Regions from separate parts of the Homo sapiens genome. Here regions 1 and 3 are each linked to region 2. Evidence: chromatin loops called from intact Hi-C (ENCODE). Cell type or tissue: heart left ventricle. All regions are shown on one strand. Links, peaks and the distances in the headings refer to the core of each region. The heading gives the core; the rest is flanking DNA. Region 1 has its middle 14 kb from the start of LINC01559. Region 2 overlaps GRIN2B (glutamate ionotropic receptor NMDA type subunit 2B). Region 3 has its middle 58 kb from the start of EMP1.

Region 1 (10,506 bases), core at 1,050-9,049, 170 kb before region 2:
TCAGCTGCCACCTGAGTAATTATTTATTAAATATCTGTTTAACTCACCCTGCCCCCCCTTAAAAAAAACATTTTATTAAAAGATAAAACAGAGATACAGAAAACTCCAGAAACACACATAGGGATGAATGGAGGCAAACACCTTGGTGATCACCAGCCGGGGCAAGAAACTGAACTTTGCTACCCACCTCTGAACCCTGTTCATGTGCCCTCTATCAATCAGAACCCCTCCCTTCTCCTACAAGCAACCACTCTTTTGATTTTTGGATATGTCATTTTAGTTTTTTCCCTTGCATTTCATTTTAGTTTTATTACCCCAATGTACATTTCTGAATCCTGTAGTTTAGAGTTGTTCCTTATAAAAATATATGTCTTTTAAGTATTTTTTGATCTACAGGATCTCCCTCTGTCTTTTTTACTTGCAATTTACTTGCTATAGATCTTGGCTGTTTGTCTTGTGGAGGTTTGCTCAGTCTGGATTTTGCTGATCGTATGCTCACAGTACAGTTCAACATGTTCTTCTGTCCTCCATATTTTCTGTAAATTAGCAATTGGATCCAGAGGCTTGATAGACACAGGCTCAATCCATTTGACAAAACTATTAAGTGTGGTTGAATTCTTTCAGTGAGAGGAGGCACGTAGTATCTGTCGACCTCAAAGCTTAAATCCATTCATTCATTAGCCATTCTACAGTGATGATATTCTAATTCTATTATTTCATTCTTTGCAAGTAACTAATTTCTTCTTACTACGATAAATTCATAGATTTAAACATATTTGAAGGATTTACATCTATTACAATTATTACATTTAATAAAACTCAAAATGTTCTATCTTTGGCCCACTGGAACTTACTTGGTTTGGCTCCTGAGTTCTTTTGCTATGACCCTAGTAGTGTTTGATAGTTTTCTTGCTATCTGGAATGAAAAATATTACAAGATTATCTTGTGATTTCCTGCCTCAGACTTAGAATCTACTATTTCTCCAAAAGCTCTGTTCCTCTAAGTGAAAAGTGATATTTTAAGACCATAATCTGGGCATTAAGGAGGTTTATTATTGCAGTATTGGTCATAGTTTGCAGGCATTTTCTGTGGATAGAGTTAGGAAATAAATAAATTCTGTTACATGTTTAAAAATATAAATTTACAAATATCACATGAATTCATACTGATACTTCCAATTCAAATTCAGGACTATAGAGTCTGCTTAACCTTGTCTATGTTACAGATCTCCTTTCTTCTACACTGATAATTTTGTTTCCTAAGGACATAGGAAATACCAGAATTAGAAAATCCCATGTTACTTATTTTCTTTTTCTCACATTACACATACACCAATCTCAGTGCAATAATGAGCGTGACTCTACTTTTGATGTTTGGCTGCAGACAGCTTTTAAGCCCTTTCTTCTGTCTTTTCCTCTTGCCTCTCTTCTGGGCAAACTGATAACAAAGCTTGCATACTCCCTCTCTTGACACTAGTGGAGAGTTCAAACCATGCAAGCCCCAGACCACACATGGGAATCCTCATCTCAGCCTCACCCCCAACCACAATAAAACTCCAAGCTAGTTCCCCCCCTTCCTTCCTCAGGACAGTTTTGGACCTGCTGGGAGCCTGCCTCGCATAGCACAGAAAGCCTCATGATGTAAGAAACCGTTTCATACCGATTTGATGTGTGTGTGGCAACACCCATCTCAACATTTGACCTATTAATTGGGAGGGGGATCCATCCCATCTCTAAAGGGTGACCTAAACACTTAATATAAATGTTACCATCAAAATAATTTCTAAGAGGGGTTGAAGTTGTTTTGTGTATGTACTCCCTGTTCTTGCCCCTTCATTTTTCTGTAGTTATATCTATATTGTCAGAGTTAAAGCCATTTCATACTCTATTTTTTCTTTTTCAGGACTTATTTAGTCATAGGCATTCAAGTAATTATATATTTACTATTCCAATCTGTGTACAGAAGTATCTCTAGACATTTTAGTGGTCTAAAATTTGTTTTGTAGATTTCTCAGGAAATGTTCATCAGAACAATATTCCCTGAGTTCTTGTATGTTGCTAAATATTCGTGCTCTAGTTAGAGCACTTAGAGGTTAGTTTTGTTTGATATGAAGTCTTTGGGTTATGTTTTCTTTCTTTGAGTGTATTATTAGTGTTTCTCCATTGTCTTCTACTAACTTAAAAACAAGTTAAAAAATAGATTTATTGAGATATAACATATGTGCAATAAAATCCATCAGTTTCCAGCTTCTTGAATGTATTGGAAAGGTTGCTTCATTATTGTGTCACTTTGTATGTTGTTTTATGTGAGAAGATGGAGGGTAACTTGGAATCCATTCATTGTAAGTGATATGGTCTTTTTGTCTGTCATACAGCATTGCTTGCAAAAAGTTGACAATCTAATTTTCTTTCCTTTACAAGTTATTTGCTTTTTCCGCCTACTTAATGCTCAAATAATTTTTTCTCTTTTAAAGTCAAGTAATTGTATGAATATGTGTTGTCTGTGGTTATGCTGAATTGCTATTTTCAGATATGCATTGTGTTCCTTTGATATGTAGTTAGTATTTTTTAATTACAGGGAAGGTTCCTTAGATTATAATTTATTTTGTATTTTTTATGTTCCCTTTGTTTGCTTTGGTTTCCTTCTTCAGGGATGCCTATTATCTGTGTGCTGTATTTTCTTTGTTTATTTTCAGTATTTCTCTCTTTATCTCATTTTTTTGTCTTTCTTCATTTCTGTTTTAAACATTCTCCTTATTTTCACTTTCTCTTGAAGAATTATCTGTTGTATTTATTCACCCATGTGTTCTTTCTTGTTTAGTTCTCATTTCTGAGATTTTTTTATGTGTAATTTTTTTCCTGTGTTCTGTGACCTGATTTCTAAGTTTTTTGTAGTTTTCATTTATGTTATTCTTTCATTTCCTTTTTCATGTTTTAAGTGTCTTTTAGTTAGTTTAGAAATAGTGGGTTACAAGTTTTTATCTGTTTATGGGCATGTTTTTCTGGAAAAGGTGTTATTCTGTTTTTTTATTCTTATTTTTTCTAATAATTACTTTGCGTGGGATTTAACCTCTGTCTTTTTCTCATACTCTTATTTATATAAAATTCATTTCCCAGAAATTTTAGAAAAAGCTGTGCTCGAGTCAAGATAGGTTTTCTAAATTCACAAAGCTCCCTCTTCTGTGCTTTTGTATAGTGTTAAAAAAAACAGCAGTTTGCTTTCTGAGGTCTCCTGGCTGTTAATGTTTTCTAATTTCATCTAGATATTTTTTTCCCTATTTGCTTCCATTCTGCTCAATTTTACTTCCATTCCAGGAGTTTATCTTTAGTTTGAGGTCCTCTCCTGGAAGGGATTCCTACCTAGCCAGTTTTGAGAATTTATAAAAGGTAGCCTTTTCAGTTCTCTTGGGATCTTACTGTAGTTCACTTGTACTCATCCATGATTAGGGAGGGGAAAATCACTCCTAGTTTTAGCTGTTGTTCTCAAATTGGTCTGCCAAGCTTTCTGATTAATGCTTGTGGTTATTTGGGGTTCTCCTCATGTTCTCCATTAATGTTTGGCTTTACTATCTATTTGTTTTCTTTTAGTGTGAAGATTCAGGAAGATTGAAACAACATGCTGTTGTCTTCTGATCCTCCCAGAATCTTTTACTAACCTTTCCTTTTAATTATATTTTTTTGGGGGTGGGGGAGAAAATTTGGTGTCTTGAGATAAAGTTTACTTGTAATAGAATTCACCAATGTTATGTTTCTTGAGTAATCTGAAATGCTGTTTCGCTGTTGAGTTAGTTTGTATATTGCTTTTGAGAAGTTGGAAGCTAATCTGGTATCTATTAATTTTAAATGACCACATCTTTTTGTCTGGAGTTCCAGATGTTTTAAAAAATTAAATTCAGTGTTTTAATAATTCTACTAGGTTTGTCCTAGTGCTAGCCATTTGGGGTCAAAATTTTCAAGGTACACCGTAGGTTTCTTCAATATATAAATTTAATTCTTTCCTATTTCTAGAAAGTTTTCTTGCATTATAGTTTTAAAATTTTATTCTGGTTTACTGTCTTGTTTTTCTTCTTTGAAGCCTCCATTACACACACATTGGGTCTTCCTTTATTATCTTCTACGTATCACTTTCTCTCTAATATCTTTTACCTAATTCTTTATTTTATTTTCATTTTCTTGGTTGTTTTCCCATCTCAATTTTATGTGATATATTAAAAAAATCTATTTTCACTTGAGTGCTTTCTAATCTAGTCTTCATTTCTGAGAAGACTGTCCTTTTTTTCGCTTTTCTTTCCCCAAGTTCAGCCGATTCTCATCTTATGTCATTTTCAGTTTTGCCAATTTCTATTACAAGTTTTAAATTTCTGGCTGAAGGGTACCTTTCTCCTACAAATGCTACTTTAATGATATTTAATTCATGTTGGAGCATTGTGTTACATACAGTTTTCCTCTGCTTCCTGGTTGATATTTCGGAAGGGTTTTTTTTTTTTTTAATGAGATGTTTTTATGTTCACTTTCCATTTTCTTCTTATATTAGCTTTGCTTGGATGTCTCCTGATATTTTCCATTTACATTAAAATGCCTTGGAATTTTTCCAGAGAAGCAACCACAGACGTTTATATAAAGGTGTGAGAGGAGATAAGTCTCTTTTCTTTTCTACAGTGCAGTATACTTTCTTGAATAAATGATCTCTCTTTGGGGAGAGGAAGGGTCCTGGTTTTCTGATTGTGTCTTCTATTACTTCAGTAGAAATTTTATTTTAAACTACTTCCTTCCTGCTTTCCCTTTACTCCCAAGCCACTCTAAAGGACACTACATCGGTCAGGGTCCAGTCAGAAAACTAAAGAATGCAACAGTGATTAGAAATGGAAAGCCTAATATAAAGAATTCTTAACTAGTAATAGTTGAAGATTTAAAAAGATTAAACAGGACTCTCAGAGATCGAAAAGTAGTATGTTCAAAAAAAAACCCAGCTACTACTTCTGGGCTGAGGGAAAGTGGCAGCAAAGAAACAAAGAACTTGGAAAAGCACCTTTATCCTCACAAGCCTGAGATTTAGACTTTTGTAAAGAGGAACATACAGCCTACCTATAATGACAAAGCTTGCTGGAAGGCCTGGGTCAAGTGGCGATCTAGTTGCCTGCTATAGCTGGAGCTGCTGTGGCTCATGGAAGCCACCAACAATCAGCTGCCAGGCAGGTAGAACGTTGAAGGCGCAGCTGGAGTTTCCAAGGAAGGAGCCCATTGCCTGTGTCACAAGTGGTCACTAGGTGGGGACAGAGTAGCCTGAGGGCACAGCCAGAGCTGGTTCATGAGGGCCACTAGGCTGCAATGATGAATAAAAAATGGCAGGCTAGAACCTGGAAGAGAAGTGTGTTCATGTGGTGATCACCTTGAAGTGTAATGTCAGCACCCTCTGTTGATAAAGCCTTGTGTGCCAGCTGGCAAAGGAGAAACGTCTATAGGGTCTGGCTTCAGTATTACAAAGCTGCATAGGAAAGGGTGGATTCAGAGCTGGGAGACAATAAGCTGATAAGTGGTACAGAGTCCTTCCTTTCCAGGTTGTCTTCTTCTCACCCAGAAACAGTGCCTTCCCAATGCTGCCACATTTGAAGCTATATCCTCTCAAGCACCCTTTTTTTCAATTCCCAGTTGTCGGTAGTCTTATTTACTGTCTCAGATATTTTCTCAGTATTTCTCAACTCAGGATGGGATCCTCTCTGGAGGTAAATTTGTATGTATGATGCCATCTCAAAAACATTGTACTCTCCCTTTCTTATTGTAACCCCTGACTCTGCTCTGGCATGAACTACAGTTGTGGCTCTGCTGGTTTCAGATGTGTATTTTCCCACTTATCTGAAAAATAAAGTTTGTACCTTTCTTTGTCTATTACTGTGCAAAAACACCACTTAAGTGGCATGTAGAAATAAGCATTCATTTCTTGGTTATCCATCTTCGGGTCTGCTGAGATTTGGCTGATCTAGGCTGGGCTTGGTTACAAACTGTGGGTTGGGTCCAAGTCTACAAGCCTCTCATCTTGCCCTTTTAGTGCCTACTCCATGCATGCTATATTCATAGCAAAAGACAAGAGTGTAAGAAAATAAGCCCCTCTATAGGAATACATTTCAAATATCTGTTTACAAAACATTCCATAGACCAAAGGCATATGACCAAGTTCAACAACGAGACAGAAAAGTGTTTTCCCCATAGAAGTTGGAAGAGACAGAAAGTGAATATTGGCTGAACAATAATTTGCCATAGATTTCCTTTCTATCTATAAATATCTACATACCTCCCATACTCAAAATATTCTCACTTCCATCCCAAGAGTTCTCAAAGTCTTATCAAATCATGGCATAACACTTGAAATCTAGGATCTTAGGATCTACATCAAATATGCGACTCCTCTTGATACATAGACTTTTGAACCGAGAAGGCAAGTTGTTATCTACCGCCACTCTGCACATATCCAAATATATAATGGTGGAAGAGAAACAGGTTAACTTCAGTAAAAATTCTTTGTTTTGTTTTTTTTTGTTTGTTTGTTTTTGAGACGGAGTTTCACTCTTGTTGCCCAGGCTGGAGTGCAATGGCGCGATCTCGGCTCACTGCAACCTCTGCCTCCCGGGTTCAAGCAATTCTCTTGCCTCAGCCTCCTGAGTAGCTGGGATTATAGGCATGCGCCACCATGCCCGGCTAATTTTGTATTTTTAGTAGAGACAGAGTTTCTCCATGTTGGTCAGGCTGGTCTGGAACTCCTGACGTCAGGTGATACACCCGCCTTAGCCTCCCCAAATTCTGGGATTACAGGCGTGAGCCATGGCTCTCGGCCTCAATAAACATTCTAATTTAAAAAGGGCAAGAACTGCCATCACATAGCACATAGATACTGGTTCTTAGAAATTATGAAATCCTGGTGGGCAAATACCAGATTCCACTACACTGGTGGTAAAAATGTTTCTTCATTAGGCTCTGGTGATGTCTGTGGAAGTAATCCTAAATCCATCATTCCTCACTGTTTTTGGCTCTACCCTTTGAAAGTTCCTTCTTGGTTTTTTATTTGATTTCTATCAACACCAGTGCCAAAAGTCACATACACATACTTTTTGATACATGTCTGTGTCTTTCTAGACTTAAATTGCAGCAAATTTGAACAAAATATGCTTTTATGGAATCATGTTCAAGCTTTCTAGTTGTCCCTTTATTTAGTTAAAAAGGTCTGCAGATGTTACCTTCATCTCTTTAGAGGTATAAGCAAGTATTATAGCCATACCTTTTATTTGATCTTTATCCTGAGTCATGTTTTATTGGAAGCACCCTGGGTTTGGCCTTTTCTCTGACTGAGGTTGTGGTCATAATGGCAACACCTTTGATTTATTAATTAGCACTTTTATTTTCCAAGCCTATAATATTCCTTTAAATATTGCTTGCAAACCAGTTAGTATTTTTCTGATTGAATCTCTTTCATGTAGTACCTTATCAAATGCAGCTACTAGCGATCAGCTCACACTTTCAATGATTTGCCTCAAAACTTCCTCAATCAACACTAATGTTTATTAGGTAAATATTCTGACTTGTAAGATATTGCAGGCCATATTTTCCCAAATCATTTGGCACTGCATAAGACAGATCGCTATTTTTCATTCTTATATGACAATCTCCTTATTGCAAACTTCTCAGCCCCCAAATTAATACCAAATAGTTTAAGTTTTATGGCAGCATCTCACTTCTGGTACTAATTTCTGTATCTGTCAGCCGTTGCTGCAAAACAAATAACCCTAAAACTCAGGTGCATAAAACAATAAACCTTCATCTTTCACTTACGTTTTTGCACGTTGACTGGGATTTAGCTCATCTAGCTCGTAAGGTTTGCTTACAAGCTCAGGTTGTACTTGGGTCCTCTTCAAATGTCTCTTATCCTTTATGAACCAGGTGCTAAATGAGGCATACCATACTCTTCTCATGGCAAAAGACAGGAGCACAAAAGAACTTGCTCAGCTATGCAGGCACATTTCAAGTTTTTGCCTGCATGAGTTCTCAATATGCCACTGGCCAAAGCAATTCACATCCCCACTCTTAATATCAGAGGTGATGGTTGAGATTCTTAGGGGGGAAGGAGAGAGTGAATAGTTGCTGAACATTAATCATTTAATATACTATAATCTGTCTCCTAGTTATGCTACTGTGGGCACAGGTTTTAGCTGTATTTGTTCCACTTGTCTATTTGGTTTTGGAGGGTGTATGAGAAATTTAGATTCAGGCAACTGCCATTATCTTATGGAAATGTAGAAGTTCTCTTTTTAAATCAACTTAAGCATTTCTTTTTTCTTTCTTTACTGGGCCCCAAGTAAAAATATCCCTAAATAAAAGATTTAATGTGTTAGATATATTTTTCTTTTTTTAGATTAAACAATCTTTATTTGAAAAATAGTACCTTACAATCCTAACATTATCTATCAAACTTCAATTAGAGCAATTTCAGGGTCAGCTGATGAACAGTAGCTCAACTAACAAGAGATCAGTCAGAAGTGCCTTAAAGGGAGCAGCACCGGCTGATGTTCTGCCGGGTCTCTGGGCATTTAGCACCCGGCTACCGGGAAAACAGAACCTGACAGGTGCTTGGACCCAAGCCCTCACATCATGACCCTCATGTCTCCTGGGGACCCTGGTGTCTCACAGTCCTCCTAGCACTTCTGGGGCCCTGTAGGCTGAGGGCCAAGCCTCAGGAGCCAAAGGGCCCCTCAGGAAAGGCTGGAACTTGGCCTCACAATCAGCTGGCTTCTGCCTGTTGTAGTCATTCTTTTCGGAGTGCCTGGAGCACTCTCTCAGTGGACACAGCAAGCAGCCATCCAGCCTATCTGGGCCGCTTTCTCATGGAAGAGGATTTCCCTCTGAAAACTGGAAGTCTCTTTCTTTAATTCCTGGGCCAAGTCTTGGGACATCTTGTAGCGGTCGCGGGTCTGACACACACGGTTCCAGTTGTTGTGGACCTTGCAAATTCTCTGGCCGAGATCCAGGCAGTAGGCGTCCTCCTCCGCGGGCTCCCGCTGAGGCCCCATCACATGTTCCTGGTGCAGTTCTTCTCCACTGTGCTGTGAAGCGTGTGGGATGTGCCTTGTATCGGTCACTGGGGGAAGCTCAAGAGGCTTGCTTTTTTGTGCTTTTTTCAGAAGTTCACTTAGATCCTGACGGGATGACCTGCTCATTTCATTTAGAACCCTCAAGCAGAGGGTTCGGAGCGATCAAGGACTGGCCTCCGGCATGGGCAACATGAGGCCACCACTGGCCTGAGGTGTTTGCTGGCCGCATCTTGGCTCTGGCCTTTCTGTGGACCTCACCCTGGACCAAATCCTTTTGGGTCGGCTCCTCCCTTCCTCTGCCTACATGTTTTTTTTGTTTTTTTTTTTTGAGACGGAGTCTTGCTCTGTCACCCAGGCTGGAGTGCAGTGGCACGATCTCGGCTCACTGCAAGCTCCGCCTCCCGGGTTCACGCCATTCTCCTGCCTCAGCCTCCCGAGTAGCTGGGACTACAGGCGCCCGCCACTATGCCCGGCTAACTTTTTGTATTTTTAGTAGAGACGGGGTTTCACCGTGGTCTCGATCTCCTGACCTCGTGATCTGCCCGCCTCCGCCTCCCAAAGTGCTGGAATTACAGGCGTGAGCCATCGCGCCCGGCCTTCTCCCCACATGTTGCCTCCTGACCGTAGAGGCCACCACAACAGTGCACGCCCAGATCACGCAGGGTATCCATAGATTTGCTGGCACTAGTCCCGGGCTTCTGTACATCACTAGGGCTGCTGCCCACAGGTGGGCCAGCAGCAGCTGAGTAGGCATGTCGTGGCAGGCAGCAGGCCCTCTGAGGCTCCTGGGGGCTTTGCAGTTCTACCTGCAGTTGCTAGTGGCTCGTGAGTCATGAACAAAGGCCCACCAACCGGATTAGACTGTCCATTGGACTGGGGGAAGGGGAAGCACCCCATCCCGTGTTCTAGAAAACTGTGTCCTTGATTTTGCTGGGCAAATAGAAAGTGTCATTACTTATATGATGCCTTGGGGGAGTGGAAAGAGTTCACAGCAGCCCCTAGCTCAGGCCACTCCAGGCCCCACCTGGCCCTACAGCACAGCTAGCAGGTCGACGCAGGGCCATGCCATAGCCCTGTGTCCACACACGATCCTCTCAGAGCAGCGTGCTGGCCCGTCCCTGCTGAGGCTCATTACCCTGATTTCAAGTTTCCTTCTGCTGCAGGGAAGCCTGGTCCAGTCTGCAAAGAGTCTGTCTCCCTTCCTAGATTAAGCTCCTTAAAAAAGGAACTAGGCTTTCTTTGTCTCCCTGTCCCCAGTAGCTCGCCAATGCCCAGTATACACTAGGGGCGCAGTCGCTGTTTGTCTTGTTTTCTTGTGGACTCTTCTCTAAGGACATGTCACTTTCCTCTCTTGACTTCCATATTTAGATCTGTGAATAAGAGTAAGTAGGTAAAGACACCTCTGGCTTTAAAACTCCTCCAGTATAGA
Region 2 (10,506 bases), core at 1,476-9,475:
ACTTAGAGACCTGAGATAGACTGACCCAGTAGCATGGAGTTCTGAAGACAATTCCCAGTTTTGCGCAGACTGGGCCTGCCTAAGCAGTGATGTCGGGTTTTGTGCCAAAACTGTCAGCATGGAAGAGGTTGAGAATAAAGATATATCCAGACAAGTCAAAGGCCAGGAAGGAACACAGGCAGGACAGGCCATCAGTAAGATATTTCCTCATAATGTCAAAAAGGAACCCAAATTTAGCCCCCGACAGATGTTAACATAGGAATCCAGCAGTAGCATCTCCAAACAGCCTGGTTGTTGCTGGCATGGTCATCCCTCTTCTGTAGACACAGATACACCACCCTCTTACATGTAGGGGTGTGCTCACTGCCCTTCGCTAGGCTACAGGGGTTTCTGCCACTCCCTTTGGTTTCTCCACTCTAAATTTGGGTTTTTCACTCCAACTTTGGGTTTAACCAGTCTAAGCCATTAACCTGAGTAATATCAATTCTGTCTGCCCTGATGGTGCACCAATCTTAGAAGTCAGCAAGGGTAAAAGAGAAAAAGAGAATGTTATACATACGATTCCTCCTCTCTCCTGTTTCCCCAACACACCCCCACATTATCCCTTTCACAGAGCCTTTGCACTGGCCGTTCCTTCTGCATAGAATGCTCTTCCCCTAGAATCCTTCATGGCTCTCTCCCACTCTGCTCATGTGGAACCTTCTCGGAGGCCTCCTTGACCACTCACCCTGGACTCTCCCCACTTCCTTCTGTTTACTCTTCTCCATAGCATTGATTACTCTTTGGCACAGTAAACATCTTACATGTTTGTTTTTTATTTGCCTCCACTCACCAGATCTCACACTTCACTAAGGAAGGGATTTTTGTCAGATCCGATCACTGCTGTACCATCAGTCACAAGAATTTACCTGGCATATAGTAGATGCTCAGATACTTGTTGGAAGGAAGGAAAGGAGGGAATGGAAAGGGAAAACAAACATATAAAAAAGGCAAAGTTGCATTTTTTGCCTAAGAGCTTCCAATTTTACATTGTTTAACCTTGTACTCTATGCAGAGCCTCTGCTCACACCCTTGAGTGCAGAGAGGCATTAGTGCAGGTATCTGTCACTCAGGACCGTCCAGTCAGGCTGTGTTCTTGAGATCAGGTAGAAAACAAGTGGCATAAAAGAGATGTGAGCATCAAAGGAAGAGGAGCCCACATTGCTAGGGTGACTGGAAAAGGCTGCAAGGAGGAGGTGACATTTGAGATGGTGTTTCTTGGGGTATTGGGAGTGCAAATGGGAGTATCTGCGTGAAAGTAGGGAAGGATGGGATGCGATTGGAGAATAGTAAATAGACTAAGTGAGCTTCAGCTCCTGGTGTGTGAGGGAACCCCAGACAAGAAAGCCAGAAGGGGAAACAAGCCCACGATGTCGGGGAAGTGTTCATGCTCATTCACAGGCAGTGGGAAGCCATAGCTGGCCTGGGGAGCCGAATGGCCAGGACCGTTTTGTGTCATAAGAAGGTCATCTGAGCAGATTTGAAGGATGGATGGGTGTGAGGGACTCTGAGGGGAGTGGATCCTTCAGGACTTCATTGCGTTCATTCCTTAGGGAGATACAGAGGGCCTAATTCAGAAGGAGGGAGAGCATTTAGATGTATTTCAGAAGCAGATTTAACAGGACTTGGAAACTGATGCATATTGGAGTGGGGACAAAGAGAGTCAACGAGTCAAAGCTGACCCAGACTTTGAGCCTCGGCATGGGAGAAGGGAAAAGGCATATAAGGAGGGAGAATTTGCAGAGGCCATGTGGATGCACCCACTGGTTCACCCTCATTTTGAGTAGGAAAGCCCTAGGACTAAGATGTTAAAGTAAGCAACTGTTCCCACTTTGTCCATCTTTTCTGTAATCTTTTAGAACACCTGAGACTTAGAGCTACACACAACAGGCTGTGCGGTGATGTGCTGGGCAACAGAACATCGATTTCGACGTCAAAAGACCTTCATAGTGCTTCCGAATTCTGACTTACCTTAGGCAAGTGCCTGAACCAATGGGTTCCTCAGTTTCTCCTTTCTGTTGGAATTGGGTAATGTTGATATTCACCAACCTGCTCTGCAGCATAAAAGTCTAATGGCAAACAAAGTTTGTTATGTACATTGAACTCCTGGCCTAAAAGGGACTGTGATGGAAACACAGTTGGTCCATCCACATAAAGTACTTATTATGTTAGGAGTGTAATTAAGGTCCTGCCGAGCTATTCATAAGGTAAGGTGGGGTGGAGGTGGGGTTATGTTGGATCAGGCCAGATTCCAGCTAATGGAATTACCCTCTCCCTGTGAGCCTTCCTCTGCTGCCCTTCTGGTTTCTTGTGCACCCCTCCCTTCTCGCTGTTGGCTCTCAGCAGCTCTGCTCTGTTCTATGCAGATGGTTTCACTCTTGCCAGCCTCTACCGGGCAAGAAGTGGCACTTGTGAGAGGAGACAAAGGCCACTAAGTGGGTCCAAGAGACACAGCTGCGCCGCTCCAGGACACGGGGACATGGCAGGGGCCTGAGTAAGGCAAGGTTATTATTTTTCCTTTCTCTACCATCCAAACACGAAGCTACCTGTGGCATCTAAATTGCAAAGGCTAAGCTTTGAGTCTGCGTTGGACCAATTGACTTGGGGTAATTGGGAAAAGAACAGGAAATTATAATGGGTTGAAGGTGGCCTGCAGAGCCCAGGCCCCATGTGAATGCAGTCGCTGCTGTGAAATGGAAGCTAAGAGTACAGTGCCTATTACTTTCCCACAAGATGCTAAGAAGTGAAGCTTTTTGCTCTTTGCTATGGAGATGGTGAAAGACTGGAGGCATTTTGTGCCCCTTTCCCTGAAAAGCAGGGCTCTAATCTGATGGGCAGAGTGGCTAAAAGGAGTTCATGTAGATTAAAGGAGAACCTGGGTCCAGGCTTTGCAGGGGGAGAAGCTGGTACAAGAGATGGCTGTGATCTATCCGGAAGCATCAGCACATTGACACAGCCTCCAGGCCCATGGTGTGACCCCCTCTGGTTTGTGAGCCAACATTCTTAGGATGAAAAGTTAGACAGGAGAGCTGGGAGGGCCTCCTTGAAGGCAGGCCTGGGGGACAGCCTGCCTAACCTGGAAAGCATTCCCTTGGGGTCATGGTGTCTGTCTGATCCTGCCAATTTGGAGAATCCTGTCATCTTCCTTCCTAGGGATTCTCATGCCAGGGTGATGAAGTTAAGGCCTGAAGTAGGTTAAATAAGAAAACTAAGTAGGAAGACAAAGCTTTGAATTAAAAATAGAGACCTGACCCATGTCTGACATTCACCTCCATGTGGAAAAGGAGAGGAAGATTTGGCATTCTATGTTTTTGTTTTGTTTTGTTTTGCTACTGGGATGGGTGACTTAATCATAGGGAAGGAAGGATGTCTGTATCTATATTTGGTTTCATTGTACCCTCCCTTCTGCCAGTCCTCACAAAATCATACAGTGAAGCATCCAATCCTTTTTCCAAACTCTCTTGAGAAGACCTCTCTCCCCAAGTGAGCTGTTGCCTTCACCTTTCCTTTCCCCTCAATTGCTTTGCAATCTCTTCTTTGAATCCCACTTCCCTGATGTTCACCCTTGAAGGTAAAAGCCACTATGGCTCAGGGCCCACTGCAGGGCACAAGATCAGTGATGCTGGGTGAATCTGGGAGCTTCATCTTCTGATAATAAGGGTCCACGCGCTTCGGATTCAATACGGCATGAGAGCTTCCCGGTGGCCAAGGCTGGTTTGGGGAGGGTGACATGAATTCCTCTAGCGGCTACATGGCAGCCTAGAGACTCCCTCCCTCATTTTTTCTTTTCCGATTAAATAGAAATGGCAGTGACTTGTGGAGTGATGTGGGAGAGAGGGGATGACCACCTTACAGACACTACAGGATGACGTAGAAATAATTTAGAGCCTGAAATACCAGGAGGCAATGACTTCGCCAAGAATCTGGTACATTTTCCTGTCCCTAGGAAAAATTGTGTACTTGTTGATTTCATAGGGAGAATGGGGAGGGACACAGTGCAAGCAGAGTGGGGAGATCAAATTGTAGAGTAGCAGAAACGTGACTACATTCAGCTCTCACTTTGGTATTTCCTCAGGCATGTCGGTGCAATAAGATGTCAGCACCATGACACTGTTATGGTGAGGTAAGGAGAGCCAGGGCAAGTTTTGTGGGTTCATGCAATCCATTTCTTGCTGGTAAATGTTTAGAAAGGATCTGCTAAGTTGTTTTCTTCATGTGAAGGTTTTATAGTAGTGACTAGATCAAAGTTATGAGGAAGGGTATGCTTCTGTCTGTATATTTGGTTCCATTATACCTTCGCTTCTGCGGCATCATTCTCATCACCGTATGTTACATTTTTCCTCTCCTAAATTTCTGCAATTATCCATGCCAATCATCATGAGAGTTGCATGGTACAATGGAGAGTGCACTGGACTTGGGAAACCTGGGGTCCACTTCTCACTGTGTGGCCTTGGAAAAGTCACTTCCCCTAGTTTCCTCATCTGTAACATGATGATAATGCTGCCTGCCTACCTACCTGTCAAGGCTGTGGTGAGACTCAAAAAGACCAATGTATAGAAGCGATTTCTCTTCCTGAGTCACCTGCCCTTTTCTATCTCTCCCCTCCCACATCCCCAAGTCTAGCATTTTCTGTACTTTTATATATGCCTGTGTCTCTTTTTCACTTCAATTCAGGTGTGGCTTTCCTAATCTGCTGTGAAGATACTCTTTCAAAATGAGTCTTCTGCAAGAGTATCCCCTTCTCTAAAGAGGATTTCATGCTTCCACCCCAGACTCAAAGGCTTCTCCACTGAAGCTGGCACCACATGCACAGGTAGCACTTTCCAGGATGAGTAATCAGACCTACATCCTTAAGGCTCTGCGAGACCAAATGCAGTGGGCACAAGTAGCCTCCCACTTGGGACAAACCCAAGTTTGTCGGGGCCATATATGGCTTTCCAAGACTTTGCCCAAGGAAGCACTGGCATGTATATTCCTGAGGGCAGGACTGCTGGTCTCTTTTGCAAGCTGCTAGATCTTTAACTCCTAGAACAATGCCTGGCACATAGCAGACATTGCATGCTCACTCAATAAATATTCGGATGAATGAGTGAATGCAAATGAGTAGAAGCAGTGGCAGACCTGCTCTTCCCCTAGAATTTTCTCATAGGTCCTGCGCCATAATCATCTCCACAGTCCCCACATAACCTTTGTGATCGTTGTTAACTTAGATCAGAACAGCTTTATCAAAATCTGCCAGTAGGTTTATCCTAAGAAAAAAGCTACACAGACAAAATAATGAAGATATCCTTTTTTCCTCCACTGCCACCACAACCAACAGAATAAATATAAAGCAGATAGATATACAAGCATCTACTTATATAAGTGATATTATTATTAAATGAGTTTTATAGAAAATAAATTATAAATTATATATTATGTAACTAATGTTATGTAACTATCATCCTCTCTATAAAGCTGTCAGGAAATATTCTTCTCATTATGTACAGGCTGCAAATTAATTAAGTCAATTCTTTTACCATTGTGATATAGCAATGAAAGCAAAGAAAAAGTCTGGCATTAGCGGTTGGTTACAGAATAAATACGCCAGTAGCTCATGCAGCCTTTTCTTAACCAGAATCATTGAAACGGATCCCATTCCTTAAAGGGGCATGCTCTCCCAGGCTTCATGAGGGGAGCCTGTGCAAACTTTTCCTTCATCTCACTTTGTGATCTGACAGCAGAGTTATAAAGAGAGTGTTCCAATATACCTGCCATGGTCCAGTTGAGGCAACTGACCAAAGCAAGAATTTGAGCAGGGAAAAGTTAAGGAATTGTTAACTGCATAATGGTTTTGTGAAAGGGTGAAAGAGAACCCTGAGTTGTAATGTGAGTAGCAACTACAGAGAATGACTTCCACTCTGGGATAGAGGGAACGTGAACAAGGAAGGGACTTTCTGCTGAGAGGGGAGCTCTGCAAGGCTGAGATTCAAGACTAAGACCATGGCAAGGGCATGGCTGCTGCACAAGAAAGAAACGGGCAGAAAGCCATCCTGGGATGGGGGAACTGCCCACGAGAGTTAGGGAGACGTCAGGAGCCAGATGCCCACAGAGGGGCTGGCTTGCTAACTGAACAAAACAAAACAAAAAACCTTTCATCCACCAGTCTCCCAGGCTCCCTCTGGCGCCCTCTATTGGCAGAGCCTAGCATAGAGAGGCTGGCAAAGGAGAGCTGTAGCTTACAGAGACCACCAGGATCACAAAGTAAGGCAAGAAGGACACGGGTGAATGTGGAAGCCCCAGATTAGTAACTGACACACCTCAAAGGACATATTGGGTAAATAATATTTCTGGGTTTCCTATATTCTTACTGTGAACCCTCTGTGCATTCCCTCTGGCTGTAGGTATTTGCACCAGCCTCTTTCCCTTCTCCTGGCCCTGATTCATTTTTGCTGGCATTAACTGAGACCACTTGTTTCTAGCCCTGGCTCCAGCTGAGCACCCCCCAAAGAGTTTTTACAAATTACTGAGTATTTAGCATCTGCAACTTCAAAATCTCCTTAGGTAACGCTAATATACAGCCAGAGTTGAAAACCTCTGGACTAGACGTTGACAAGAAATAAAGCTGCCTCAGAAATGACATTTTTAGGAGCACTGTGGCCTTCAAAGGCTCCATAACAGAAAAATTCTGGGTTAAGATAGATCTGTTCCACTGTGCAACTCCAAGCTGGCTAAGTAACATCACTGCACCTTGATTTCCTCCTTTGTAAAATGAGGAGTTGGGAGGGAAATACATTTTCCCCAGCGTTATTATAAACAGCAGATGTGACAATATATGTAAAATGTTTAGTGCAGTGCTGGCCATTATTAAGTATCCAATAGTTAATGTTTATGTTGACAGTGGTGGTGGTGATTCTCTCTTGCAAAGACCATTTCTTCATGACTTTCTCAGAATGGCTACCCAACGTGATACTCTGAACAAAGCAAAAACCCTCAAACACAAAGAGTTACAAAGGGACAAGATCTGCCAAGATTGGTGCCTAAGGGAGTATAAGGAACTAATTGTTGAGCATCAGAAAGGGGCAAGTCAATGATCAAGGTGTTGCTAGACAGAATGATACCACATTACATTTATCCTCAGCACTTTACAGTTTGCAGAATAGCTTCATGTTCATTGTCTAGTTTACTTTTTGCAGTAGATCTGTGAGGTGGTTTGAGTGATAAGAGCTTGGAAATGTGCATCACTGGTTTTGAACTGCTGATCTTTCACTTAATAGCTGTATGACTTTGAGCAAGTTGACAAATCTCTCCAAACCTCAATACTGTAATAACATTTGTAAAATGAGGTATTAAGAGGATCACATGAGATAATGAATGAAAGGGACTAGAATATGGTAGGTGCACATTAAATGATAGTTATTTTGGATGTAACTTGAAAGAAAAAAATTTCCTCTTCTCTGATAACTGAGAGGTTTCTTGGATAGGATAAATAATCACACTGTTGTGTGCAGTGGGATTAGAGAAAAATCTATACAAACATTAATTTCAAGAAAAGGCAAAAGAGAAAGAGAACAATCTTGACGTTCAAAGCTTTCGAGAGTGTGTATAGCTAAGCAGTGTAGACACCATGTAAGTAGCCCCATGGTAATGAGGTACTGAGGTCCCATCAATGACTAATAAAATAGCCCCCACATGGTGGCTGTTTTATTATTCATTTGAGGGACGTCAGTACCTAGACCGACAGCAGAAGGAAAAACAAAAAAATTGGCACTGCTTTTCTCTGAAAGAAGAAATACTATTTCTCTGGTATAAATACGGCTTTGAAGAGTCTATTGCTGCAGCTAGGAGAAGGGACCTGTGTACGTGGGTGTGTTGAGGGCCAGTGGTGGGAAAGGGGAAGTTACTGCAGACTCACTTGCTTCCTGAGGTGAGACAGGTCATAAGAAATGGTAGGGGCTGCCCCAAACTAGAGAGCAGATACTCTCTGGAGGCACACAAATCTGAATATTCAAAAAGCAGTGCCCGTCTCACAAAACCAGTTTCCTGACTGATTTTGAGGTCAGAATCAGTCTTCAGGACACCAGTTTTTGACCTTTGATTTAGAATCCCTTATTTGTGGAATAATACCAGAGGTGTCCACTGGTCAACCAGGAAAAAATATACCCCCTGCTCTCGTGGGCACATCTAAAAGAAGATTGGATGTGGAGGAGCAAAGCCCACCTTTTGTTGTCCTGATGAAGCCCCCTGTGATGTCAGACAATTATTCCGACTATGGGGCATGTGCTTGAGGGAACTACAGTGTCCTAGAGTTTGCCTGGAAGAGGGGAAGGGACTAATTTCCAGGCAAAGAACATCAATGTGGATAGGTTTCCCTAACTGAGGGGGTTAGAGAATCAAGACCCAGGCTATGTAGAGCTGAAAAAAAAGGTGCCTTTTTAGAAGATCATAGATTTTAAATTGAGGAGTAAGTCCAGGAATTATGGCCAATGAACCAACCTTGTGGAGTAAGTTTATAGTTTTGATTTTCTTCCCATAATCATGAGAATAGTCACATTTAAGGTCGATTCCAAGTTTAAATTTTATGTGTAGAATTTCCTTTACATAGAGGAGCTTTGCAGTATGTCTATATCTAGCCGTGTATGCTGGGGATAGGCAGAATTAGAGAACGAGGCTGTAATCATAAAATGGTGCTTCCGTTATGTCCATTCTTCAGCTCCAAATGGAAGAGGAAAGAGGTCCTGGAGTTCCAAAGGGTGACTGTCTGTGCTGTGAATAGTTGTCCATGGTGAGAGGAGAGTGACAACAAACAGCTGCCACATATAATGGGATTAGAAGTAAATAGGAGGCCCGCTTTCCCCAGATGCACATACATAGTGGTTCACATTCTGGCTGTATATTAAAATCACCTGGGCAAGTTTTCAACCCCTAACCCCTCCAGCCACCCAGGACAATTGAATGAGACTCTCTAGGGGATGAGACTCAGGCATCAGCATTTCAGAAATACTCAGATGACTCCACTATGTAAAACTGAGAACTACTGCTCCAGGTAACCTTTGATGGGGAGGGCAGATAGACCAACATCTGGGTTTCAAGATAAGAAAACGGAAGTCTAGATGATTTGATGCAGGCCACAAATGATAGCTTTGGCATAATTTTTTTGACAGGCCCTGCAGACTCTCAGAACCACTTTTCTGGTGGTCTCTTCCCATCTTCTTGGTCATTCCAGAATTCCACAAGAAATTTCTTTCAGAGGATCATTTATATTTTTGAAAGAATTAGTTTGCATTTGTAAAAGAATAGGGGAATAGAAATATTCAAATCAAGTGTTCAGGGTAGGTTCTACCTTCCTAGTGATGTATGCAGGGGAAGAGTGTCAATCCTGGGACAGCCAAGGAGGCTCATCTTTCCGGAACAGTTGGCTGATGGGGACACAACCGGGTGCTCCCTCAGCCTTTCATTAGACTGGTCTTACTGATAGTCCCTTGCAGTGGACTTCAGGGTGGCACAAGGGCATGTAGGACACAGGTGCTCTGAGCTAATCCATTTAAGAGATTCCAGGTGTGGGTGAGGCAGGCTGTATAAAGAACAGACACTTGGCATAGTCTCAGGAAGTTCTGGCACTCACCCTTGTCATTGGAGTCTTTGTTTTATTGAAGGTGTTGTGATCATGATCAAAGCTTTCATGATATCCTACTGGAGGTTCCCACCATAATCCAGATAAATACTCGCAAGCTTCCTTATTTAAAACTAGAGCCAAGATGGGCACAGTGGCTCACACCTGTAATCCTAGCATCATAGGAAGCCGAGGCAGGCAGATCACTTGAACCCAGGAGTTCAGAATCAGCCTGGACAACATGGTGAAACCCCGTCTCTACAAAAAATACAAAATCAGCCCAGTGTGGTGGTATGCACCAGTAGTACCCAGCTACACAGGAGGCGGAGGTGGTAGAATCACTTGAGCCTGGGAGGTCAAGGCTGCAGTGAGCCGTAATCATACCTCTCCACTCCAGCCTGGATGACAGAGCAAGACCCTCTTAAAAAACAAACAAACAAAAAAAAAACAAACAAAAAAACAAAAACAACAGAAAAATCAGAGCCAAGATTTCAAGTCTTGTCTTCCCCCTTTTTTTTTTAAACAAATCTCAGATTTTCAAATCAAACTTACTGTATAATTTTCAGATTATTGTTAAAGCAGTTCTGTTGTCCAAAAAAAATTTGGGGTTTAAGGAAGTATCTCCAGAAGTAAAGAGAATCACTATATCTGGGAAGAATCTGGCTTTATGTTAGAGCTTGCTACTTTCTGGAATGTTCAGGGAGAAACAAGAATTTTTGTTCAGTACAAAGGAAAGTACAAGAGAGACCCTCACAGATAATCTCTCTGAGACAGTAACTTCAAAGAGATAACAATACATTATCCTGGGAGATTCCTGGAACTAGGGATTAGCCCTGCTGGCTTCTAGCCAGGGCTGCCATACATGAGCTCACCCA
Region 3 (10,506 bases), core at 1,350-9,349, 280 kb before region 2:
ATTGTTCAACTCCCACTTATTAGTGAGAACATGCGGTGTTTGGTTTTCTGTTCCTGTGTTAGTGTGCTGAGAATGATGGCTTCCTGCTACATCCATGTCCCTGCAAAGGATATGAACTCATTCTTTTTTATGACTGCATAGTATTCCATGGTGTATATGTGCCACATTTTCTTTATCCAGCCTATCATTGATGGGCATTTGGGTTGGCTCCAAGTCTTTGCTATTGTAAACTGCAGGCTGCACTTTTTATGAGAGATAAAGCTCTCCTCTCTAAATTCATGAACCTCATGATTCTTCCATTCACAGAACCTATAGGAGATAGATAGATAGGTATGAGAGGTTATTTACGAGGGGAATTGGCTCATGTGATTATGGAAGCCTAGAAGTGTCATAACAGGCTATCTGCAAGCTGGAGACCCTGGGGTGCCAGTAGCATGGTTCAAACCAAGTCCCAAAGCTTCAGAACCAGGGAAGCCAGTGATGTCACTCTCAGTCTGAGGCTGAAGGCCTGAGAACCTGGGTGACTGCTAGTGTAAGTCATGGAGTCCCAGTGCTGAAGAGTCTGGCGCTGTGCTGTCTTCAGGCAGGAGGAAGAGAGTGTCCCAGCTCCAGGAGAGACAGAGAGGAAATCCTTTCTCTCATTCTTTGTCCTATCCTGGCCTCCAGCTGACTGGATGGTGTCTGCCCACACTGAGCAGGTCTTCCCTCCTCAGTCCACTGACTCACCTGCTAATCTCTGGAAACACCCTCACAGACACACCAAGAAGGAATGCTTGACCAGTTCTCCAGGCATTCCTTAATCTAGCCAAGTTGACATCTAAAAGTAACCATCACAGTGTATAATGTATTTAGATGTTTGTTTATTTTCTGCCTCTTCCACTAAATTGTAAGATCCAGGATAACAATGACTTGGTACCCCCAGCACTTAGAACTAAACTTTGCTTGGAACAGAGGCCACCAATAAAACATGGCTAGAGAGAAGAATGAAGGAAGGAATGATTACCAGCAGCAATAGAGACTAATGCTTCTTCTAGGGCTGGGGAGAAGAAGGCTCCCCACAATCACTTTTTTTTTAGCATCTTGTGCCCACCCACATGGCCAAAGGATTAACATGTACTGATGAACTTAATGCCTCAATTCGTTGCCAGGCACTGAATCATTCACTGTGAATGGTTCCAATTAAGGTTTACCCTTAGACTAGGAGTGGGGTCTATTCAACCTAAACACCTGGGCTGTTACACAGCAGGAATAGCGGACAGGTCAGAATGGATGTTGAGAGGCAACTCCATTTCCCGCTACAAGAGTTCAGAGGCGGTCTATCAGAAATAATGAGCTTCAAACTGGGCATTGCGTTCCAACTTGCACATGATAAGTGGTCACCATACAAAGTCAGTGACAGAATACATACCTCCCCAAGCCTCGCTCCTCCCTCCTTCTTCCAGCTAAATCCTTTGGTCTAAAACATACAGTTTGTTATTCTGCAAAATAAATAAAAAGGATACACTGTCACACAGTTGCTTTGAATGGGATGAAAAAAATGAATGAACAAACCAATGGTTAAAATTCTGTACAAATGGACTGCACACCAAATGGGAACAGGCATGATGCAGAACACCTGAGTAGCTGGGGTTACGGGCATGCACCACCGTGCCAGCCTGGATTTTTGTATTTTTAGTAGATATGGGGTTTCACTATGTTGGCCAGGCTGGTCTTGAACTCCTGGCCTCAAGTGATCTGCCCGCCTCCCAAAGTGCTGGGATTACAAGCATGAGCCACTGCGCCCAGCCAGCAGATTGCCTTTGGACTTGAACTCCAACTCTTCCTGGTTTCCAGTCTGCTGGCCTACTCTGCAGACTTTGGACTTTCCAAGCTTCCACAATCACGTGAGCCAATTTCTTAAAATCTCTCTCTCTCTCTATCTCCCCACACCTATCCTGTTGGTTCCATTTTTCTGGAGAACCTTAACTGACACAGATTATCCCCTGGGGTACTGATGATAAAATTGTGGCAAAAAACAATATGTTGTCCGGGAGCCTATGTTGTTTTCTAACAGTAGCAGTTGTGCACACCTCGGCCATGGTGACAGATAAAACTTGTGCATCTTCCAACTGATAACTGTTACTACTGGTCCTGGAGACTCATTACTTTAGGGAACTATAAGCAGTTTATGCATTTTCAAAACCACTGGGGTGGTCAAACAGACTAGAAAGATCATATTCCTAGGATCTATTTATGGGAGCAAGCATAGAGTGATCAGGCCAGGCAATAAGACCAGGCACCAGAGCAAGATTCAATAAACTGACTGGACTATGATTCAACTGAATCATTGTTTCTGGAGTCTCTGTGCCTTTGTACATGCTGTTCCCTCTGCCTAGAAGAGTCCTACTTTCACTATGTATTAGTCAGGGTTCTCCAGGAAAACAGACCAATGGGATATGTATATATCCAGAAATAGATTTATTTTAAGGAATAGGTTCATGCAATTATGTCAAGTCCAAAATCTGCAGGATGGGCCAGCAGGCTGGACACCCAGGGCAGAGCCAATGTTGCAGTTCATTTCTGAAGGCCATCTGCTGGCAGGATTCCTTCCGGCTCAGGGAGATCAGTCTTTTGCTCTATTCAGATAATTGAGTGAGGCCCACCCACATTAAGGAGGGCAATTTGCTTTACTCAAAGTCCATCTATTTAAATGTCAATCTCATCTGAAAACACCCTTACAGAAACATCCAGAAGATTGTTTGACCGAATATCTGGGCACTGTGGCCCAGCCACACTGACACATAAAATTAACCATCACCTATTGTTTGCTGGGAATTTCTCCCCATTCTTTAAGGTTCAGTTGAAACATCTTGGCAACATCAAGCTGCTTCTTCATTCCACCGCTCGGCCTCAGGACATTCTTATATTTGAATCCCTGTCCCACAGTACTGTAATGATTTACTCACATGCCTGTGGTCTCTCCTAGACAGTGAGCTTCCAATGGCATGGACCATGGGTCTACTGGAGACAATATTGCAAGATGATATTCTAGACTCTACCCAATGCCTAGCATACAGAGTTGTTCAATGCAATTCATAGAAGAAGGTGATAAATTAATGGAGGGGAATCAGGAGCTAGAAATAATAGCAGCATTGAGTTATTTGATCTCCAAATAATGAGCTTCTTCTCCTCTCCACCCCCCGACAAATATTTGTTGCTTCGGAGATGCAACAGAGCTAGCGGATCTACCTGGTCACTCTGTCCCAAGAACACATGTACACACATACCCATATTCATTATGACAGACCATGAAATGATTTGCCAAGTCAGCCTCTTGCTAAATACCTGAACTTGGGCATGATGCTTACATTCCAAAAGCTTGTTTTCTTTTAAAATCAATCATATGAGAACAACAATAATAATACCTATAGCACAGTGTTGTTAGAAAAATTAAGTGCCTATCATATAGTGGGTCCTTAGTAAAAGTTGATCCTCTTCCCTTAACCATGTTTGTTTTTATTTTTGAGACAGGGTCTTGCTCTGTTGCCAAGGCTGGAGTGCAGTGGTGTGATCTCATCTCACTGCAACCTCCACCTACCGGGTTCAAATGATTCTCATGCCTCAGCCTCCTGAGCAGCTGGGATTACAGGTGCCCACCATGACACCTGGCTAATTTTTGTATTTTTAATAGAAACAGGGTTTCACCATGTTGGTCAGGCTGTTCTGGAACTCCTGACCTCAAGTGATCCTCCCGCCTTGGACTCCTGAAGTGCTGAGATTACAGGCATGAGCCACCGTGCCTGGTCCCCTTGACCATGTTTGAGTTAACATCTAGTATATCGTGCATTAACTATTGAAAGTAACAAAGAACGTGTCAGTGAGTTCCAAAGATACTCTTAATGTCTCTTGATGACCTGGCCTTCTTATTTGTCTTCTTTCACTTTTTGACCAAAAGGAAGAACATAGATTGTGTAGGCAGTGGTCCCACACGAAAGAAGGAGAAGATAACTGGTGTGTGCACTATTTTATACTTTATTGAAATCAGTGATTCTTAATCTTGTCAGGAACACAGGCACTTTTGAGGATCTGAAGATAGCTAAGGACTCTTTCCCCAGAAAAATGCATATAAATGTGACACTTTGCATATAATCCTAAGATGTTCATGGACCCCACACACTCAAGGTTAAGAATCCTGAATCAAAATCTCCTCATTTGCTGCCTGTCCCTTGCTTCACATGTTCTGTCTCTCTCTATATATAGATACACACACATGCTCTCTGTTTCTCTCTCTGTATGCGCACAATGTTTCTCTATCTCTCTCTATTTCTGTTTCTCTTCCACATCTATATATTCATTCATCTGCTTAACTCACATGTTTAGGATTAGGATAAAGCTTATGGATGGCTAGGTGGATGGATAGAAAAGTCGAGGACCAGAAGGAGCTGTGGAAAGAAACACTTTAGACAAATTTAACAGAGTTTAATTGGGCAAAGAAAGATTCGTGAATTGGGCAGCTCTCAGAACCAGAATAGGTTCAGAGCGACTCCCGGTATTCACAGAAAAAGGAAAGTGCCATACAACGGAAGTGAGGACAGAAACAGCTGGATTGGCTACAGCTGGGCATTTGCCTTATTTGAACCTGCTTTGAACAGTTGGCTGCCTGTGGTTGGCTGAGACTTAGTTACCTCTTACAAGAGTAGGTTACAGTGTGTTTACGTATGCACATCAAGTTAGGTTACAGTTCATTATGTACAAAGAATGGCTCCTTTTGTAATTATTATTGTTGCTTTCACATGATTGATTTTAAAAGAAAACAAGCTTTCAGAATGTAAGAATCATGCCCAAGTTCAGGCAATTAGCAAGGGGCTGCCACACAAGTCAAAGGCAAATTTAGGCCAAACTTAAAATATGTACAGAGACAGCTTTAGGCCAAACTTAATTTAACAGAGCTGTGGAGTTAGAATGGTTCGTTTATTTTCACAGATATGTCACCTTGGAGATGTTAATCTATTATAAGTCAGAGTATAGTAATGGGTAAACTCACCTCCTGGGGCCATTTAGACAGCTTCACATATTCTGTGCAAGCTTGGACCGGACTATTAATTCTGTCTGTATCTCAGTTTCCCTAACTTTAAAATGGGGATAACAGTAGTTCCACCATCTTGAGCTGTAAGGATTAAATAAACTAAGACATATACAGATTTTAAAATCATGTATTTTAGTAAGCGTTCAGTAACTGTTAGCTTGCATTTTATTTTGATGACTTAAAATCACTTGTACTATAATTAGTTAGATACAAAGGACAGCATTCTACAAATAATAAATTCAACACCACTAAGAGAAAAATTTCACTAGAAATGTCTTTTCAGAAAAAAAGCACTTCCCTTAGGTGATTTACTCTTCAGTAGGGATTTTAAGTTAACAGGGTAGCTGGGATACCAGTCTTGATTTTTTTTTTTTTTCCTGGGAGCCAGTGAAAAAGGAATCCATTGTCTATAACATGTCTTTTCTATAATAACAAGACCTTCTCACTGGGAGAGGAACCCAAGTCTACTTCTAGACATCACTAGCAGGGTTTTTGTCTTTTTGTGTCTTTTACTTAGGAAGGGCCTCTAATTATTTTTATACCAAGGCAAAAGGTTTACTATTATATAAAATTATAAAGCTGACACTTTCTCACGAAAGGTTACTTAAAAGAAAAAAAAGATGAAAAAAGAAGTGTAAACGTGCAGTCATCACTGCTAACACTTCACATTTCTAAGGCAAAAAACTGTCTAAGATTGAATTTATTTTCCCTAATTTATAGGTCTTGTTTATCTTCGGCCCTTCACTCTTCTCTTACAATGTTCGCCTTGTTGTTTTTTTTTTTTTTGAATATAAAATATAAACCACTGCAGAACTGCGGCAGAATTACCCAGCAAGTGCAGTGTTACCAGTGGGGGAGGAGCCATCTATCCTAGGCCAGCTCCTGGCACCCCCTTGCCTCGCCGGGAGGAGGAAGGTGCAGCTGAGCCTGCGTCCAGCAGATGGCGCTGCCTGCAAAACCTGGAAGGGTAGGGGAAGTCAGGGCAGGGAAGCAGGGAGCTGAGTCACGGGACAAAGGGAGAGGAGGCGGCAGGGAGGAGAAGGGGAGGGAGGACCCGAACGGTGGCAGTGGTCGGAGTTCTGATGGTTGCAAAAGTGTGAAATGTTAATTTTGAAGTGAACATAATTTCATTCTAATTGTAATTAAGGTGGGAGGAGACACCCGCTTTCTGTCTTAAGTGCATTCAGACTTGTTTGGGAACGTCAAAAAACTCGAGGAGCCAGAGCTCCCAGTAGCTATTTGCATAAGAATGGAGGATCCTCCAGGGAGGAATTCATCCCATGGGAAGATGGAGCTGCTACCGAGCTAGACCAGGAGCAGCTGGGGCCTGGATCACTGAGTGCTCATTGTGCGAATAGCCAGGAAGTGGCTCATGACCCCCTGGAACACAGCTCTGCATCTTGCAGGGGAGAGAGGGGAATCTGTATAAAAACTGTAAGCGATGTTTTACTAAAAATCCCAAAAAAGCACCTAGGTAGAAGCCTCTCAGCCTTGGGGCTCTTCCAGCGGAGTGTAGCACCAGAGGCCCTCCTAGAGCTGGCCCAGGCTGCCTGGGACTGTGGGGACGTTGCTAACGGTGGTGGTCATCATTGCACACCCAGAACTGATTTCCTGCCTGGCCCTGTGCCAAGTACTTTACCTTCATCAACTCATTTAGGTTTCAAAATAAATCTAGGAAGTAGATTCTATTTTCAGTCTCAAAATTTTACTGAAGAGGAAACTGAGGCTGACTTAACTTGTGGACAGAGCTAAGCAGTTGTTGGAAGCCAAGTGGGCCTGGTCCCAGGACACATGGCTGCCGCCCTCCTTGCCTTCCGTGCCTATTTAGGCTCTGGGAGCAACCAGGCGTGCCCATATTATTCACCCAGAGGACTGGGTGAGGTTGTGGTGGAGGGTGCTGAGCAATTCTACCTGGCTTTGCCATGAGGTCTTTGAGGTGCTCCTGGACTTGAGATAAACCTTGGGGATCTGGGTTTTGGAAACGCATCAGGTATCAGGCAGGGACCCAGAAGGAAGAAAGCAGTTAAGAGCTGTGGAGGGTAAGGTGTGCTCAGAGGCAAGAGAGGCCAGTCTGAGCTGGTGGAGGGGGCGCAGCATGAACCTGGGCAGGAGGAGTGGGAACTGGCAGGCTGGAATAACCTGGCACCCATGTTGGCACACTTGGGCACAAAGAGAACACAGTGGAGGGAGGAGAAGGTGACCTTCACTGCCCCGGGGCCCCTGAGGCCTTTGAGTTCTTCCGTCGTGGGCTCACTTGCCAAGCTTTGAGCTCTTGGTGCTGACCAAGAAGGCACAAATTGTTTATGGGCCTTGGTCAACGCCACGTGAAGATGGTATCAGAAATGAAAAAAAAATTTTTTAAAGAAGGTTGCAAAGAAACTAACATTATTGTCAATTCTCAATTATCTGTGAGGGATAAGGTTAATTGAAACACACAGATTTCAATAGCTAATAGCTTTTCTTTCTTTTGCAACCCATCTTTTACTACAGCTTCCAGAAAAAATAGCCAAAATGACTAATCAGATTTTCACACTGACTCCTTCATATCCCCCATCTGAAGTGCTGATAAGCAGTGAAATAGCCTCAGTGTGGACGCAGGAGGGAGAGGAAGGAAAAGCAGAGGTCTGGGGAACTCCCTGCCTGGAAGTGAATTTCCTAAGAAACCCAGAGCTGAGGACCAGGATATGAGGGGGAGATCTGGGCACAACAGTTGCAGCTGTCACTGAACCTCAAAGCCTCAAGGGCACCCCATAAAGCCGAATATCTTCGGAGGTGTGAAAAACAGCCTATTGAGGGGGCTTAAGGGGGAACATAGGTATACAACTGGGGTGGGCTGAACTGAGCACCAGTGAAAGAGGGAAATAAATTCAGTGACAAACTCCATGCCTCATATCATTCCTCTTCCCCTTTGTTCCTCAGGACAGTGGCTCTTGTCTGGCAAATATTTATCTAATATCTGAATTATTGGTGATGTCATGCATGCCCTTGTGTCTTAGAACATACTGTGATTTAGAACTGAAATCCTTTATCGTCCCCATTTCTGCTAAGCTGGATCTATTCTTGATGTAAAGATTTGGGATCTTGGGAAGAACATTTATATCTGAGAGGAAGGGCCTGGTGTGTAATCTCAGAAACACCCCTCCCTTTTCTTATAAGCAGGGGAAATGGGTTTTGGCTAAATAAAGGGGTTGTAAGTGAGGGTGACTGGGCAAGGGGCTGGGGACAGGGAGGGCAAGTGTTTCCCACCTTTCTTGATGGTAGGGGCTTGCCAGAGATGGAGGCAGTTGCTCCAGGGCAGGAAGAGGCAGTCTGCAGCTGGGGGAGATTAAGAAAGAGAGTGAAGCCAAGACTGCCTGGCCAGGAGAATGAGAGGCAGGGGGAGGGATGGGCTCTGTGTGGCTATAGCCTATGTTTAAACCCCTGTCTGCTGTTCAGACAGCAGCTGCCCAGAGAGAAGGCGCCACAGCCTCCCTCCTTCCTCTTGTAGCACATCGCCTGTTCTTCCTTGGCCTATGACTTTCTCACCTCTGAAAGCTGTTGCTCTGGCCTTACAGCCCAAGAGCCCAGGAGCAGTGCCCTGACCACTGCTGCGTGGTACCTCACCAGACATGCCCTTGGAGCCAAACCAAATGGGGAGTCCCAGAGCCTGCTGGGGCCGGTTGCCTGGGGCTGCATATCACCGTATATCAAAGCCGAGGAAAGAGGGTGACACCCTCAGGGGAGAGAATTCTTGAGGGCAAGCACCCACAAATGCTATTTCCATACTCTTGGTAAAACCCCCTCTTACTATTATGGGATGTGGGCAACTATGATGAAGATGAGGAGGGGGAGTTGGGCAGGAAATTTGAGCACTGTTATAATATAGAGAGGGGATTTCTATGAATTGTGAGAAAGTTTACTCTCCTGTGAGTGTGTGAGCCATTGTGCTGCTTATCTTTCTTGTGAAGTCAATAAAACTCCCTGGGATTCTATAAGCAGATGTTATCTCTGGCCATGACTTTGCTGGTCCTGAGGAGGCAAGACTTTTGAATCGCAGGGTGGGAAGTCTCAGTAGTGGTGCTGTGTTCCTGGAAAAGCAGGACTCGCAGATGGGAACGGCTTATATCCCAAGTTGTCAGGGCCTTTGGGGTTTGTCTTCCACTCCAGGAAGGGCTAGGTATGTTATTATTTGGCCGCTAATGATGCGGTCTTGGGAAAGCCACATCACCATCCCGACTTGAGCTTCTTCATCTGAAAAATGAGAGGGTTGCATACATAGTGTCAAAGGTGATCATTCACCTCTAATAGGCTTTTATTGTAAGTCTTTGGACAAACAGCTTACCTCTCTGACTCTATGTCCTTATCTACAAACGGGGATAATAATATCCACCCTTACCTTCTAATCTATGTGAAAGCACTTAGCGCTCTGGGAAGGAAAAAGCATTATTTAAATCCAGGGTAGAATTATTATTATATTCTATTTGTTCTCTCCTAGTCATTCATCATTGCTCTGCTCTACAATTATGCCCTGGGGTGAGTTATGTGAATAAACAGTCACACCTGGCAAGTTTCTTGGGAGGCTGAGCATTCTGATCGTGCTGGGGGGAAAGACACCAAAATTCTTTTATTTAGTTATTTTAGTGTGCAACTTGCTATCTATTTAGTATATAAGCCAGAACTGGAATACATTACTTTCATGCGCGTCCGTGTGAAGAGACCACCAAACAAGCTTTGTGTGAGCAATAAAGCTTTTAATCACCTGGGTGCAGGCGGGCTGAGTCCAAAAAGAGAGTCAGCGAAGGGAGATGGGGTTTTATAGGATTTGGGTAGGTAAAGGAAGGAGGGGGGTTGTTCTTTGGTGGGCAGGAGTGGGGGTCACAAGGTGCTCAGTAGGGGAACTTTTGAGGCAGGATGAGCCAGGAGAAGGAATTTCACAAGACAATGTCATCAGTTAAGGTAAGAACAGGCCATTTTCACTTCTTTTGTGGTGGAATGTCATCAGTTAAGGCAGGAACTGGCCATCTGGATGTGTACGTGCAGGTCACGGGGATATGATGGCTTAGCTTGGGCTCAGAGGCCTGACATTCCTGTCTTCTTATATTAATAAGAAAAATAAAATGAAATAGTGGTAAAGTGTTGGGACAGTGAAAAGTTTTTGGGGGTGGTATGGAGAGATAATGGGCGATGTTTCTCAGGGCTGCTTCGAGTGGGATTAGGGGCGGTGTGGGAACTTAGAGTGGGAGAGATTAAGCTGAAGGAAGATTTTGTGGTAAGGGGTGATATTGTGGGGTTGTTAGAAGAAACATTTGTCATTTAGAATTATTGGTGATGGCCTGGATACGGTTTTGTATGAATTGAAAAACGGAGTAAGATAAGGAGAAAAACAGGTATTAAAGGTCTAAGAATTTGGAGGACCTAGGACATTTAATTAGAGAGTGCCTAAGGAGGTTCAGCATAGCCTT

The links. A loop is a pair of places that touch in the nucleus more often than their neighbours do. Peaks named below come from ENCODE experiments on the same cell type or tissue, not always from the same donor. Only the 100,000 strongest peaks of a DNase experiment are listed, where the experiment ranks them.
Region 1: it touches region 2 in a loop (8-fold over the local background); 57 of 110 quality-filtered maps call a loop at or near these places.
Region 3: it touches region 2 in a loop (4-fold over the local background); 12 of 110 quality-filtered maps call a loop at or near these places.

Annotation. Positions count from the first base shown.
Region 1 is chr12:13,357,164-13,367,669 of GRCh38, forward strand. No RefSeq gene overlaps it. Among named protein-coding and RNA genes, the nearest start is that of LINC01559, 14 kb to the right of the region's middle. RefSeq lists an enhancer at 5,327-5,426. In heart left ventricle, for the core only: a CTCF peak has its summit at 5,283 (motif pointing right); DNase peaks (open chromatin) are centred at 5,268 and 9,036; H3K27me3 peaks cover 1,358 bases.
Region 2 is chr12:13,528,759-13,539,264 of GRCh38, forward strand. GRIN2B (glutamate ionotropic receptor NMDA type subunit 2B) reads right to left here. Exons shown (of 14, transcript NM_000834.5): 14 at 8,579-10,506. Among named protein-coding and RNA genes, the nearest start is that of LINC01559, 160 kb to the left of the region's middle. RefSeq lists a silencer at 4,917-5,211. In heart left ventricle, for the core only: a CTCF peak has its summit at 6,211 (motif pointing left); a DNase peak (open chromatin) is centred at 6,203; H3K4me3 peaks cover 653 bases; H3K27ac peaks cover 256 bases.
Region 3 is chr12:13,249,901-13,260,406 of GRCh38, forward strand. No RefSeq gene overlaps it. Among named protein-coding and RNA genes, the nearest start is that of EMP1, 58 kb to the left of the region's middle. RefSeq lists enhancers at 5,855-6,149, 6,869-7,735. In heart left ventricle, for the core only: a CTCF peak has its summit at 6,000 (motif pointing right); a DNase peak (open chromatin) is centred at 6,011; H3K4me3 peaks cover 635 bases.